Linked DNA regions of Homo sapiens: region 1 is linked to region 2. Evidence: chromatin contacts called from ENCODE Hi-C or POLR2A ChIA-PET data. All regions are on one chromosome and are shown on one strand. Each heading gives the region's core, a stretch centred on a gene start or an enhancer-like site at or near the end of the contact. The rest is flanking DNA. Distances are from core to core; before and after follow the strand shown. Region 1 holds the start of EMX1 (empty spiracles homeobox 1). Region 2 holds the start of LINC01143 (long intergenic non-protein coding RNA 1143).

Evidence for each region. A loop is a pair of places that touch in the nucleus more often than their neighbours do. ChIA-PET counts read pairs that join two places held with the same protein, here RNA polymerase II (POLR2A). Pooled maps may share reads with other maps.
Region 1: a loop to region 2 is called in a pooled map, with 15 times the contacts of the local background. The contact joins the promoter of EMX1 here to the promoter of LINC01143 in region 2. A Hi-C loop is called at or near these places in 4 of 37 single-sample maps with no recorded cell type and 8 of 50 pooled maps. POLR2A ChIA-PET finds 5 or more read pairs at or near these places in 1 of 52 experiments (activated T-cell).

Annotation. Positions count from the first base shown.
Region 1 is chr2:72,915,674-72,923,090 of GRCh38, forward strand. It overlaps EMX1 (empty spiracles homeobox 1), which reads left to right and starts at 1,846. Exons shown (of 3, transcript NM_004097.3): 1 at 1,846-2,699. The coding sequence starts at 2,180. RefSeq lists silencers at 332-501, 1,642-2,061, 2,132-2,251 and enhancers at 593-1,210, 1,211-1,827.
Region 2 is chr2:70,883,940-70,891,139 of GRCh38, forward strand. LINC01143 (long intergenic non-protein coding RNA 1143) reads left to right here and starts at 3,932. Exons shown (of 4, transcript NR_126384.1): 1 at 3,932-4,241; 2 at 4,347-4,409; 3 at 5,537-5,649; 4 at 5,882-6,045. RefSeq lists an enhancer at 3,789-4,439.

The DNA.
Region 1 (7,417 bases), core at 596-3,095, 2.0 Mb after region 2:
GAAAATCTCCTTCTGTACCTCTGCCCAGCTCCGCACCCCCGCCCCCTTAGAGATACGGCCTGGTCGGGTCCTGGTCCCCCCCTCGGCGGCGCTTCCACTTTTCCCAGACTGAGGGTGGGGAAAAGGAGGAGGGGGAAGAAATCAGAGGAGGAAAAGTCGGGAGGTAGGGGAGCCGGGAGACAGGAGAGGGGGAAAATAAAGAGCCTGAGACACAAACGAGAGGAAAAGACCATCACAGAAAGCTGGAAATCTCCGGAGAGGCCAGCGAGAACCCGCGCTCCCCACGGATTCCATCATTCCTTCCGAAGGCGCCTCTGCGGTGTCTCAGCCGTGCCAGGCCCCGGGGTTCCCAGGACGCGGAGGAGTGCTGGGTGCGGCCGCCTCGCCTCCCCACCCCTGGCCGCCCCTCCCCACCTCGCCCAAGGGGGCCGGAACGGCGTCGGCGCGCGGGGGCTTTTCGGAGCAGTCGAGTGGAAAATAGACTTTAACCCGCTTTGTGGCGGCCGGGGCGCCCTGAGCGCTCTCCAAACCACGGCTCCCGGCGCTCAGGCGGGCCGCTGCCAAGACCCGGCCTGGAGTCCCCGCAGAGTTGCGCGGCGCACGGACCCCGTGGCCTTGGGGCGTCAGGAGGCCCAACCCAGATCTGCGCGCCCAGGCAGCGCTCAGGCCGCTAGAATGGACCCCGGCAGCGGCGAGGAAGCGGAACTCTCTGCGGCTCCCTCTCCGCAGTGCGCCGGCAAGGTCCAGGTCCCAGCCTCCCCACCGCCGCCCGCGCCCTCCTAGGCCTCGGAGCGGCGCCTTTCTGCGGCCTCGAAGGTGGGGTGGGAAAGTTTGGGGAGTCCCGGCTCTCACAGCCTGTCGTGAGAACTGCCCCCGGGGAATTCGTCCGCCGTACGGAAAAACTGGCCGGAGCAGAGTCGTCCGCGGTTCCGCGGTCGCGGGTGGAAGGTGAAGGTCGAGGGAGGTCAGGCTGCTTCTGCGTGTCCTGACGGCTGGCGTGTTCTCTTGAGATGGGCTCGGGCTACTTGGCCAGCTTCAATTTAAGCCACAGTGTCTCCGAGGCCCTGACCTGGTCCGGCCCGCCGACACTTGAGCCCCCAGAGCCTCAGAGAAGGCGAGGGGGTGGATCTCCCAGTGCCGAGGCCCGCCGTCCTGGTCCAAGCCGGTCGCGGCACCGTGTCTGGGCACTGGAGCTGCTTCCAGCCCCGCGAACAGCTGGAGGGTGGCAGTGGGACCGCTCCGGCGGCTTCTCCCGCGCAGTGCCCCGCCTGGCCCCTTGTGAAGGGAGTGAGCGTCCCCTTTCCAGAGCTGTCCCCCGTGACATCCAGAAAACGCGAAACCTCAGGAACAAGGTCGCAGCTTCAGACCGCGGCCCAGGAGGCCGATGGTGGGTGAGTGGGAGAGTCCCGGAGAGCAGGGGGGCAGAGAGCTGGTTTTCGGGAAAACCAATGTGTTGGACCCCAAACATCCACCCTCCGCTCGGATCCAAGTTCTCTGAGAACTGAAACGACATCCCGGGACGAATGGGAGAGTTAGGCTGAGCTACACACCGGGGAGGGGAGGGTTGGAGTTTAGCCCCAAGCCCTTCGGACGCCTTCTTCGGCTCCCGCGTGGGTTGAGACGGCGGCACGGCCACCAGACTCAGCTAAAGGGCGGAGTCGCGAGGAGAAGCCAGTGGCGAGGGGAGGAGGAGGCCTGGATCTCCCCGCGAAGGCTCCAGTCCGGCTTTTGCCTCCGACTGCGGGCTCCCTCCCCACCCGCCGTCCCTCGCCCCGCCCCGCCCCGCCCCCCACCTTGGGGCAGGTGAGCGGCGGCCAATGGGCGAGCGCGGGGCAGGTGCCCGCTAACTCGCGCCTCGCAGCGCTGGGCGGCCGGGGCTGGGCAGGGCAGTGCGGGGACACCGGGGGCTGGGGTCGGTCCCAGCGGGACTCCGAAAGGAGGGAGACGAGCTCAACCCTCGGGCCTTACTGGCAGCTCGCAGCCTAGCACGGAGCCCGCGCCTGTGCGGGCGCCTGGAGCTGCCCGCTCCGCCGCAGCAGCCGCCGCGCCTGGCCGTACGCTGTGGCCGGACCCCGCGGTCGCTCGCTCACACACCCCTCGCCGCTCCGCGCCTGGCTCGCCCGCGGGGGCCGAGCGCGAGCGGGCGGGCGGGGGAGGTGAGGGGTGCGGGCGGGTGTGCATGTGCCTGGCTGGGTGCACACCCCGCAAGGCGGCGGCGCCAGGACGCGGAGCGCTCCCCAGAGCCCGGCTGCCTCGCACAGCTCCCGCGGCTGCGACCATGTTCCAGCCCGCGGCCAAGCGCGGCTTTACCATAGAGTCCTTGGTGGCCAAGGACGGCGGCACCGGCGGGGGCACTGGCGGCGGGGGCGCGGGCTCCCATCTCCTGGCGGCGGCCGCCTCCGAGGAACCGCTCCGGCCCACGGCGCTCAACTACCCTCACCCCAGCGCGGCCGAGGCGGCCTTCGTGAGTGGCTTCCCTGCCGCGGCCGCCGCGGGCGCGGGCCGCTCGCTCTACGGTGGGCCCGAGCTCGTGTTCCCCGAGGCCATGAACCACCCCGCGCTGACCGTGCATCCGGCGCACCAGCTGGGCGCCTCCCCGCTGCAGCCCCCGCACTCCTTCTTCGGCGCCCAGCACCGGGACCCTCTCCATTTCTACCCCTGGGTCCTGCGGAACCGCTTCTTCGGCCACCGCTTCCAGGGTGAGTGTCCACGCTGTGCCCGCCGAGGCGGCCGGCCGGCGCCCGTGCTGCGGCGATGCGGGGGAGGCTCGGGGGCGCGCGGGGCTGTTTAGAAGTTACTGCCGGGAAGGCTGCAGGTCCGCGGAGGTAGATTCCCAGGCAGGGAAGAGCTGTGCGGCATCCACCCGCGCCTTCGCCGCGTAGGTCTCCCTCCCAGGAAAGCAGGTGGAGACCTCCAGGCTTTTCTAGAAAATATACCAGTTCGGACGCAAGCCCAGGCGCGTCCTCGGAGCCTGTGCTGGCCCTCGCCACAGCCTGCCCAATTCTCTCTCCCAGCTGAGCCAGTCTCAGACCAGAGTACAACTCCTCCCGCTCTCCCTCCGCCCGGCTTAACCTCGCACCACGCTTCTCTCGCAAGTCCACCACCACCTCCGAGACCTCAGCCTTCGCTGGCGCGTCCGGGCGGGGGAAAGTCCATTCGCGTGCCCCAGCTCTGGGGGAAGCAAGGGCAGCAGGGAGGGCGAATCGGAGAGTTAATGTTCAGTGTGGAGGGCCTGGCTGTCTTGGGATGTTTCTCGGCAACCTTGGCCCGACTTCTCCAAGTCACACGTGCCTCTCCTACCCAAGGTGGGGAAGGTTTGCAGTAAGCAAACTGGCTTCCGCCGTTGCTCGCCGCCTTCGGGAGGGAGCCCACCCGGCTGCTGGAATACCGAGGACAGTTTTCCCGGGCAGGGGGCGGGGGCAGAGGGCTTTTAAGGTCGTAGCCAGTCCGAACCCCGGAGTTTGCATCCAGCAATCGGCTTGCTAATAAAGATCCTCCACTGGCCCTACACACACACACACACACACACACACACACACACACACGTTTCAATTATTTGTCTTTCCCGGAGAAAAGAGAGTTGCATTTGTTGGAGTTCGTTTTCTTCCTTGAAATTTGTTGGAGTTTGTTTTTTTCTTTTCTTTTTTTTTAAATTTTATTTTAAAGAGTGGCCTTGATTTGTACAGGCATCACTTTAGTTTCCAGTTTTATTTTGTTAGTGTAGACCAGACCACAGCCTTGTGAGAAGGGTCTATGGCTCAGAGCTAGGTAACCCGGCTTTTAGAGAAACAAATGAAAGGGACATGGCTGGAGCTTCGGCTCCAGGAGCTAATGTGACGGTCTGTAGTCTAGGTCTACAGTCAATTAGATGTTTGGCACAGTTGTTTAGATAATAAAATGAAAATTATCTCTTGACACTTTGACTTTCACAGAAAACCGCTTTCCCAGGTCCCGATTTGTCAGGCAATTTTTTCAGTCCCACCTGGCCAATAGATGCTGACCTGGCAGATACCACAAAACCAGAGAATGTAATTACTAGAATAAGAATTGTTGTGGGTAGCCTTGCCTCCTCTTTGAAGATTTCAAAGACTTGCCCAAATCCAAATCCGAAAAAACAAAAATGCTACAATGTCATCTGCCTTGGGCAAGAGTTTCTGCCACTTAAAAATAAATGTTTACTGATAACATGAGGATATCTTTAAAATTGAGCAATCTACCCTGGTCCTCCGTGGGCTCGATCCGAAGCCTGGGTCTCGAAACCTGGCGCCCAGGGGCCGAGTTGTAGTTGGGGCGGTGTGTGAGCCCGCGGGCCGCCGCGGCCGAGGGGCTGGCGGGTTGGAGGCTTGTGGAGGGATAGGGGCTCGGAGGAGAGGGCGGGGTCGTTCCTAAGTCCTGTGGCCTCCAGCCGTTCAGCTTGTCCGGAGTCGGCATCCTGGGCCGCACCCTCGGCTTCGAATCCAGCCCCTGACGCCCTCCGCACCGCGGTTCCTGCCTCCGGGCGCCGAGGGCCGGGGGCGCCTGGAGAGAAATCCAGCTCCGGCTCTGAGCGTCTCCAGTCAGGCGAGGCGGATAAATCCTTCGCAAAACCCTCTTGGAAATTGCCGCCGCTTCCTGAGCCATCAGTCCCAGCGGGTACGTTATCGAGTAGCACAAACAGTTGGATTTTTCCCTCAAGAACCGAGTCTGGACGCGGAGATGGAGCCAAGTGTGGCTGCATTTTCGGACCCGGAAATCCGTTGGGCACTGAAGGACTTTTCGAACCCTGTAGCGCTGTTGCTTCGCGGTCCATCGTCGCCGCTGCAGACGGATGCGCTCCCCGGCGGCTCTACGCCCTCCAGTCCCGGCCAGGCCTCTGGGCTGGGAGCCGAGCCGTCTCGGGCCCTCCGGCGCCGCGTTTTCTAGAGAACCGGGTCTCAGCGATGCTCATTTCAGCCCCGTCTTAATGCAACAAACGAAACCCCACACGAACGAAAAGGAACATGTCTGCGCTCTCTGCGCAGCGCTTGGGCGGCGCGGTCCCGGCGCGCGGGGAAGCGGCGTCTCCGCTAACCGAGGCGCTGGAAGGGGAAAAGCGAATGCGGAATCGTCCAGGACTCCGAAGGTCGGGGCCGCTCGCGAGCACCGAAGGGGAGGAGCCGACGAAGACCAGGAGTGGGCCGCATTTCGGTACTGTTTCCCCGAGATCAGGAACTTTCCGGGTCTAGGAGCAACGCCTGGAGGGGGCTGTAGAGACCCAGCCCCCCGGGACCCGCAACTACAATGGGCCGGAGCTTCTAAGGTCGCCTTTGTTCTGGCAGGAGGACGGGGAATGAGGTTATCTCCGCCGCCTGTCCTGCCTCTCCCTCTCCTAGCCCTAGGGCCCTCCGCCCAGCCGTCCGGCCCTGAGCCCCTGGCCGGCGGCGGCCTCTCCAGCGAAGACTGCGGCTCGAAGACTGCAGCTCGGACCCCGGGTGCTTCGGATCCCTAGCTCCCACCTCCAGCTCCCTCATTCCTGGGAATCTCTTGTGCTAGTTCCCAGCCATTGCCTTGAAGGGGCCCTAAAAGAGTGGCTGTAGAAAAATCGGAGGGGTAGGGAAGCAGGGAGGAGAGGGGTATTCATTTCCCTAGCTCCAGGGACGGCTATACCAGTCCCTTTCCACTTTGCTAACTGTCCTAGTCCGAAACTGACAGCCCGTTCTCACAGCCCAGAATTACTGCGTCCAAACAGGCCGCACCCTAGACCCAAGTTTGTTCTGCCCTTGTGGTCCAGGCAAGGGAAACTGAACCCCTGGTAGGGGTGGTTCAGGCCTCCTTCCCACAGGTCGGGGGGCGGGGCGGTACAGGTACCTGTGCACCTAAGGCATCACCCTTGTCTTTGCAGAAACATGTAGCAATTGATCTGTTTCTCAGGATGTTTGGTGTTGTACTAAACATCCTCTTTCTAACAGGGAAACGTCCTTATTCTTTTGGAATCAAATAACCTGTCATCACTTAGCATCTTGACTCATCCTGCAGTCTCCTGCTTCTCTGTGATAGGGTTAGAAGGACCCCTGTATTTTTGCACATGCATGTGAATATACCCTTTAGGACACATGCTGTCTACCACAACTGGACATGACAATGACCTGGGGCCATTTTCTCAGTAAGGTAGACCCAAAGCAACCTAGCATCCCCCTAAAATAACCAGACTTGAGGCAAAGGGGCATGTATGTTGGTACAGAAGCTTGTTGCCTTCATCCTCTCATCTGGGTTTATAAAGACAAACACAGAGCACTCCACCACACAGGTGACTGACATATACCACATAATTACAAAATAATCACTAAGTCAGAGACACTGGGGCAGACTGCAGACCTGCTTCCTCAGCCCCACACTGCCCTTCACACCTCTGCCTCCTATTCATACACACTTACGGGGCTTTCCACACTGCAGCCTCACTTCTGACCAACCTGGGCCAGCCCAGCATCTGAGGCCAAACCCTGCCAATGCTGGGATGAGCTAGGCTTTCTCTCTCCCTCTCTGGTTCATTTGTCCAGAGGAAACCACTGTTGGGACTTCACCCAGGTTCATAACAATGTTGTTTTTTGAAGCAAGTTATTAACATTAACAAGAAGCATTTGCTTTCCACCCACCTTTCCCTGGCCTACCTCACTGGCCCCACCCCAGAGACTTTAATCTTCCTTATTCCCCACCTGGAGCAGGCTCCATATTTTTCTGCCCTTTACTCATCTCTGCCAGACCACCTCCCCTGACCATCTGTCTATTCCACTATCCCAAGTCAAACTTCTCTTCAGTCGGACCTGAGGGCCCTAGATCTGCGCCACTTGAATAATCAAATGGGGTGTCCCTCACCCATCTCCCTGTGATGTGGTCCCACCATTTTTGTGGCTGCACAGATCCAACCAGTTGAAATTGATAAGGTGACTGGAGATTATTGACTGACCCCTTCCAGGCACTAGCCCCGCAATCCTAGCAACTCTGTTCCACAGAAAACTCCAGCAAAAACTTGGCTTCTTTAGGTAACCAAAGCCCAGAGACTTGGAGGAAGTAAGGTCAGGGAGTTTCCACCAACAGAGGGACAAGAACAGTTACCTGGAGAGTTTTAGCTACAGCATCTCAATTATCTGCTTTTGATTCACTTACATAGATGTTTCCAGAGATGGGAGATGTTAACTGAATTATCCAGGTGATTGTCTTAGAGCAAAGCAACAGGTCAAATCAAGTCCAACCAGTAGCCATCTCTGAAGAAATTAATTGGATCAGTCAATCCCAACAGCTAATTCTGTCAAAATAATCCATCTAGGGTTCCGTGTTTTTGGTGCATCAGGAGGCTGTTATGTGCCCTTACATGAGAATCCATGGGTGATTTTGTCAGGGCCTGTTATGAGTCTGTTAGCATGTGCAACCAAGCCAGAGATTGTGTGAGGGCCTAGTGGGG
Region 2 (7,200 bases), core at 2,682-5,181:
GTAACAAAATATAGCCTATTGAATACATTAGGAATCCATTTGTTGATATTGATCTAAACAATGCACAAAGAGCTTGATGAGGGGCAGGATATATAGATAGTCTAAAAGTTCCTCCCTGCAAAATACTTATTAAATGCAAAGGGAAAAATAACCTTACAGGGAGAAACTTAATTCTCACTCAAATGATCAAAGTTAACATCACCAGTACAGGATATATCAAAATCATGTACCATCTGATAGGACACAATGAGAAGAATTCAATATCACTTCTGTGATATTCCTGCCAAAGATGCATAGTCTGAATTGAATTGTGAGGAAACATGAGATAAATCCACACCGAGGGGCTTTCTACATAATAACTGGCCGTGAAAGTCAAAGACTGGAACTAACTGTCACAGATTGAAGGAGACTAAAGAGACGTGACAACTGACTGCAATACATCTTTACTGCATCCTTTTGATAATAAAGGACATTTGCAGAACCATTGACAAGGGGGTCTGAGGAGTCAATTGTGATAGCATTAATTTTCTAATTTTGATGATTGCATTGCGATTTCAAGGGAGAATGTCCTTGTTTGTTAGAAATACAAAATAAAGCATTATGTCAGCAACTTGAGTTCAAACAGGTAAGTGGAGGAGGGGGTTTCTTTGTAATGCTCTTGACAATTTCTCTGTAAGTTTCAGACTGTTCAAAATAAAACAAGGAACTCCAATATATACAATCTAACTAACTGGTCCATATTCTTCAAAAATATCTGTTACAAACATACACAAAAAAAGCTGATAAACTGTTTCCAGGTAAAGGAGGCTAACAAGAACTTAAAAACTAAATGCAATGGGTAATATTGAATTAAATCTGGGACCAGAAAAAAATAATAATATTATAAAGGATATTATTGGGACAATTGATGAAATTTGAATAAGATCTGAAGATTATATATCAATGTTAAGATTCCTAATTTTAATCACTGCAATGTGGCATGTAGGTGATGGCCCTCAGGAAATGCACGCGAAAGTATTTAATAGTAAAACGGCATGGTGTCTGCAACTTATCCTCAAATGCTTCCATAAAAATAATTTTAAAAGAGAATGATAATGCAATTGCAGCTTAAAGACAATACTAGAGTTTTGTAATATTCTTGCAACTTTCCCATAAATTTGAAATTGTTTTTAACAATTTTAAATAATATTTAAAATGAAATATAAAACTCAATACCATGTACATACAATAAAAACGCACACCAAAAAAAAGAGCTTATTTTGTGAGAATATATGACAACAAAGACTAACAGCAAATACAACCCAGTGGTTTGGAGGAGGGGGTTGTGAAATTCAGGGAGGAGAATGTGAGTGCGTGAGTGCTCAGTCTAAAAAGATTAAACACACAATTTTTTTTTTAAACGGAGCTTCACTCTTTTCGCCCAAGCTGGAGCGCAATGGTGCGATCTCGGCTCACTGCAACGTCCGCCTCCCGGGTTCAAGCGATTCTCCAGCCTCAGCCTCCGGAGTAGCTGGGATTACAGGCGCTAGCCACCACGCCCAGCTAATTTTTGTATTTTTAGTAGAAACGGGGTTTCACCATGTTGGCCAGGCTGGTGATCTCCTGACCTCAGGTGATCGGCCCACCTCGGCCCACCTCGGCCTCCCAAAGTGCTGGGATTACAGGCATGAGCCACCGTGCCCGGCCTAAATACACTATTTTTAAAACAGACTAGGGAGGGGAGCTGCCGAAACAATCCCCAAACTTCTCACTTCACACTTCTGAGGAATGAGATGGGGTAGAAGTAGGGACAAGCATGAAGGGAGGTGTCATGTTTTATCTTTATCTTTTGGCACTGTTTGAACTTTTATTATATAAAATACAACCACATAAACAAATATGTAATTTTTTAATACAGACAAAAAAATGATGGAACATCTATATAATGTTACCAAGACAGCTGCTAGGAATGAGATAGAGCTACTTCCATTAACATGTAAGAAAACTATGACCTATTTTTTTAAGGCAATTTGCAGAGTGGCAGGGAATATAAATCATTGTTGCAAAAAACATCTAAATAGTTCACATATGCAACGTAGTAACTATAAGCCATGCTACTTCTGCACAGAGGATTAAGGAAGGACTTGTAGACACTTGTCTGATTATTTTATGAGTTTGTGTTCACTTATAATCTTTAAATTAATCTTATGTGAATATATTCTTATTAAAAAATCAAATAATATATGTATTGCTTTTATGATTTAAAATACATATTACTGTGGTTTAGAGAAGAAATTGTTTCTTAAAGGACAATTCCTATTTCTTTCTTCAGCCTCAAGAGTCAGAAAGCAAGACAATTAGTATTTTTAAATAAGGAAATGTAAACTAGTTTTCAGTAAAACATAATTTACAACAATAATGATTATGTAATCATGCCTCTATTAATACAGCAACCGTTTAAAATAATGCAAATGCACAATAACCAGGCTGTCTGTTTCCAATTTCCTTGGACTGGATGGCGAGAATCCCACTTTCCTGGACTTTTCCACCCACATTTATGATCCCTCGCAGCGTATAACCACTACGTACCTCTCCAAACCCAACAAACTTTGCAGCCTGCGCAGACAAAGGTTTCTATGTTTCTCTCTCCATTTCTACTTGGCAAACCCCTGCCTGGGGCTGTACTCGGGAGTCACCTTCACTTCCTTGCTAAGTCAGGTGAAGCCTTACCTGACTTTCTCCAGGCTGGGGAAAGAACCCCCACACCCCTCACCCACTCCCCGGCTCCCATTGCCTCTTCTTTCCTCTCCCTACCGTGCTGCCCACTTTGCGCGGTAATTTTTGCTCCAAGGGCCTGCCTCCCAGAGGCTTGGGGTGCAGGGAAAGTGCTCTAAGGGTGGGACTGATTTAGTCTGGACATTCCTGACCGGTAGCACCACGCCCATAATGACCCGAAAATAAATGCCTGCGTAAATTGCTTTGGGAAGCGGTTGGGCAATTTATTAAGAGTAGTGAAAATGTCCCCTTCCTGCTGAAACAGTAAGAATCTTGAAGAAATAATCCTCCCCAAAGGAGAAAACTATATACACGAAGATTTTAGGTTGTGTATTATTTTCATACAGAAAAACTGGACACGGAAGAATATCAAGTAATTGAACGGTTAAGTAAATTACACAGTAACATAATAGAGCATTACTCGGCCATTGAAAAGTATACTTATGAGGATCATAGCACATAGCAAATACTGAAGTGTGGCCTCAAGTAGAAAAGACTGAATACAAAACTACATGTTCACCAGGACTAACATTATGCAAAATAAAGATGCACATTTAAAAAAAAAAAAAAAAAAGACTGAGTCTTTTAGGGGTAGCACGGGGATATTTTTCCTGCTTTCAATTCTATTATTGCTGTTCTAGCCATGCGAACAGTGCACAGAGGTTGGAAGTGGCGTCAAGAGGAGTCTTACCATTGTGTATATGACTGTAAAACTGAGAAAAAGAAGGTAATATCAGCCTGGGGAATGCATTTCTAATGGCGGGACTTCCTGCACCTTGACCTGCCAGTCGGGGTTGTGGCCCGGCAGTGGCATTCCCAGGGGGTCTCAGAACAAAACGACGGCCACAGAGTCCACCTGGACAAAAGGGCAGGGAAGGGGCCCCTCGCCCTTGACCCTTGGGCTCTGCTCCGGCCACCCTGAGCCGAAGGCTGTTTGGGTGAATGCGTGGGGTTTCTCCGGCGATCGATCCCTTTGGACTGGCTTCCCCACTAGCAACCTGCGCGTCCCCACCAGAACCAGCCGGCTGGCCGAGCGAAAGCCCGGTTTCGGGAGACCTTGCGGGGAGAGCAGCTGGCCCTCGCCCACCGGGCCGCGCTTTGTCTAGGGCGCGAGTCCGCCCGTTTCCGGCCCCGCCCCTCGCCCTGGTCCCAGTCCGCCCCTCCCCCTACCCGGCTTCCGCGTCTCCGCTCCCGCGCTGCCGGCTTCCGCGGCTTCCCCCACTTCTCAGCCTGCTTCTCTCTCCCCTCTCCTTCCTTTCCTGTCCTTTCACACTCGCGCCCCAGCCCCCGTCACCATCTACCCCAAGGACTTGCAAACTTCGCCCCTGAGGAGCGGACTCTTCGGTTCTCCGTGGAAAATCAACCAGACCCAAAACAGAGGTCCCGGGTTTGGGGATACCACGCCGCGCGCCTGAGCATCCGGGCTCCATTTCTCCAGGCGACATCTGCGGGAAGGGAGACCTAAAGGCCAAGGCTGGGGACGAGAGGCAGGTGCCTGGAGTAGTGGACGGTGGAAATGGCGACGGCGGCCTGCACCCAGCGATCCCGAAAGTGCCCATGTATCCGTCCATCTGGGTTTTTTTTTTTCTTAGATCATCCACCAAGGCCGGGGTTTCCGAGTGAGGCGCCCACTTCGCATCCCACAGTACCGCCAGGTGTGTTTCCCATGAGCTCTTTAAGAGAGAACCCAAGAGCTCTTTAAGAGAGAACCCAAATAATGTGTGAATACCTTCTCCAATAACTTCAAGTCAGAGGCTCAGACACACACACACACACACACACACACACCCCTAAAACATATTTATTTCGTGGAAGAGCGTGTATCCCTCGGCTGTCCTTCCAGCTCTCCCTTGGTGCGTGTGCAGGACGCACAGAAGGGTGGAGTGTGGGTTGCGATTATTTTTACACAGAAGGTGTCACACTCTGGGATCTGTTCCGCAGGGAGGCCACAGGTGCCAGGAGACGCGGGAGAGACTGGCTCCTGCCAAGAACATTTCTTTGCATTGTTCAGTGCGGTTTTTTATTTTTATTTTTGACTGTTTGTTTGCCTAAGAGATGACTTCCCTTGCCAGAAAAAAAAAAGTGTTGTAAAAATAAAAGGAAACGGGATTACGATGTAAAAGACGAATAGATAAACCCGGTTCCGCAGATCTGCGGCGCGCGCGCCTGGCGACCTCGGATACATTCATTGAAGTTGCCGCGCACTCGTACCCGGGTTCACCTCGCCCCTCGCTCATTCCTCCCGACCAAGGCCCATGGTCAGAGGTGTCCTCGCCCCGCGGCCGTCAGAGGGCGCGGCCTACACTCGAATGCCGGCCGAGCCCTCCACGCGCTCGGAACTTGGGCTTCCCGGTGCAGCCTCCCCGCGATCGCAATGCCCGCTGCCTTTCCCGAGCCCAGTCCGGAACCCGCCTCTCTCGGGGACCTTGACCTCGCGCGGACCTCGTCGCCTTGCTTAGCTCTCCCTGACCTGCTTTTGAACCCGCTAATCCCGTCCCGAACTCTCGCCCCGCGGCAATCCCTCGCCCCGGCCCTGGCGCGCTAATTCCCGCTGACCCCGCCGCCCCGCCGCCTCTCTCCGCTCGCGCGGCTGTGACCAGGATAAGGGCTTCCCGCCTCTGAGTGCAGGTGTGATCTGGAGCTCAGGCAACTACTGCCCCCGCATTGTCCCCAGCCCGCGCTCGCACCCCCAGGACCCAAGCAAAGCGTCTCTTGCCTCAAACATTCTGCCCTTCTCTTGCTTCCTCTTGTTTCCCTAGCATAATTCATGTCTTTCTTTAAGAAACCCATCGGACCCACAAAGATCAAAATCTTCGGTAACACACCAAACTGGCGACGCTGTGGGGAAGCAAGCACTCTCCCAAGTGGCTGGCGCGCAGTGAGGGCGCAGGAAAGGTAAGCAGGAGACCCGCCGCTAGGAGCCAGAGCCAGGCCGGCGAGGCGGGCAGGCAGGAAGAACCGCGGACAGGGCGACTTGATCTCATTTTTAAAACCGGAGAGTGAGATGGGACGAGAGCTTGAGCTTCTAGGGATGGGGCTGAGATTCTGGAGAGACACCTGGTAGTCATTTCTTAATCTTTTGTGCTGCTTAGAATTTTTTCTTAGATGCATGTTTTCCTTTTAAAAGAAAAAGAAAAAAAAGAAAAGGCAGAGCGGGGTGGCTCACACCTGTAATCCCAACAGTTTAGGAGACCAAGGAGGGAGAAGCCCTAGCGGCCAGGAGTTCCAGATCAGCCTGGGCAACATAACGAGACCCTCGTCTCTGCAAAAAAATAAAAAATAAAAAATTAGGCGAGTGTGGTGGTGCCTGCCTGTTGTCCTAGCTACTCAGGAGGTTGAGGCAGGAGGATAGCTTGTGCTTAGGAGTAGAAGGTTGTAGTGAGCCGTGATCGTGTCACTGCAACCAGCATGGGCGACAGAGTGAGACCTTGTCTCTTAAAAAAAAAATAGTAAAAGTCATTATTTTAAAAGTTGATGAAATTAGTTCACACTACACACATTTACAAACACAGGTCACACACACACACAAACACCTCCAAGGCAAGGGTCTGCACATTTGTTTGGGGTTGTTTTGTTTTGTTTTGTAAGCAAACTGAACCCAACACAAAGCACTGTACTCCCCTTCTTGGTGTTTATTACAGGACCATGGAGGCTTAGTAAAAAGCATTTATTTAAGGGGAGTTATTTTCAGAGGCTGTTTTCTAGCCAGGAAAAAAAAAAATCGGATACTTAGACTTATCCCCTGGTATGTGCAACATGTAAACAACCAGGTAGCATGCTTCTCCCACCCCCAAAGATCAAACTCCAGGGTTCCAGCCTTGGCCCTGTATCAGTCTGACTGCCCCTGGAAGGTTGGCCATCTCCAGTGATATAGGCTACATGACCGACTATTCGAGTCTGTTTGGCTCACAGCTGTCCCCTAGTGCCTGGCATATTTTAGGAACTCAATAAACATTTGTTAGATGACAAATATTTCAAAGAATGTGCAACAGCTCCTGGAGAACTGTTTCCAGTAGATATAAATTCCTAGCAGCATCTTGGGGTAAGAGGACGGGCCCCCGAGGCTGCCACCTCTAGAGGGCCTTGGATAGTGGCCAGTGCCTTCCCACACAGGCCCAACAGTCACCCAAAACAGGCTGTCATTCAGCTCCTCACCCTTGCATTTTGAAAGTCCTCTCCCAGGGTCAAGAGATAGAGAATTCCTCTAGCCTGGTCCCACCCAGGCCAGTGGCTCCTAGAGACTCAGTCCCTAGGTAACCCCTCCTATTCACCATGGACAATAGGCCACTCAGCAGACAGGCCTTGGATGCTTGTTGGGACCCACCTGAGCCCGAGAGCAGAGCTTCTGGCTCACATGGTGAAGGGGAAACCAGAGAGAGGGTGACCTAGGAAGAGGTGCCAGAGATGCCTGGCTCCTGATTGCCAAGGTCAGTCTGGAACCCGCTT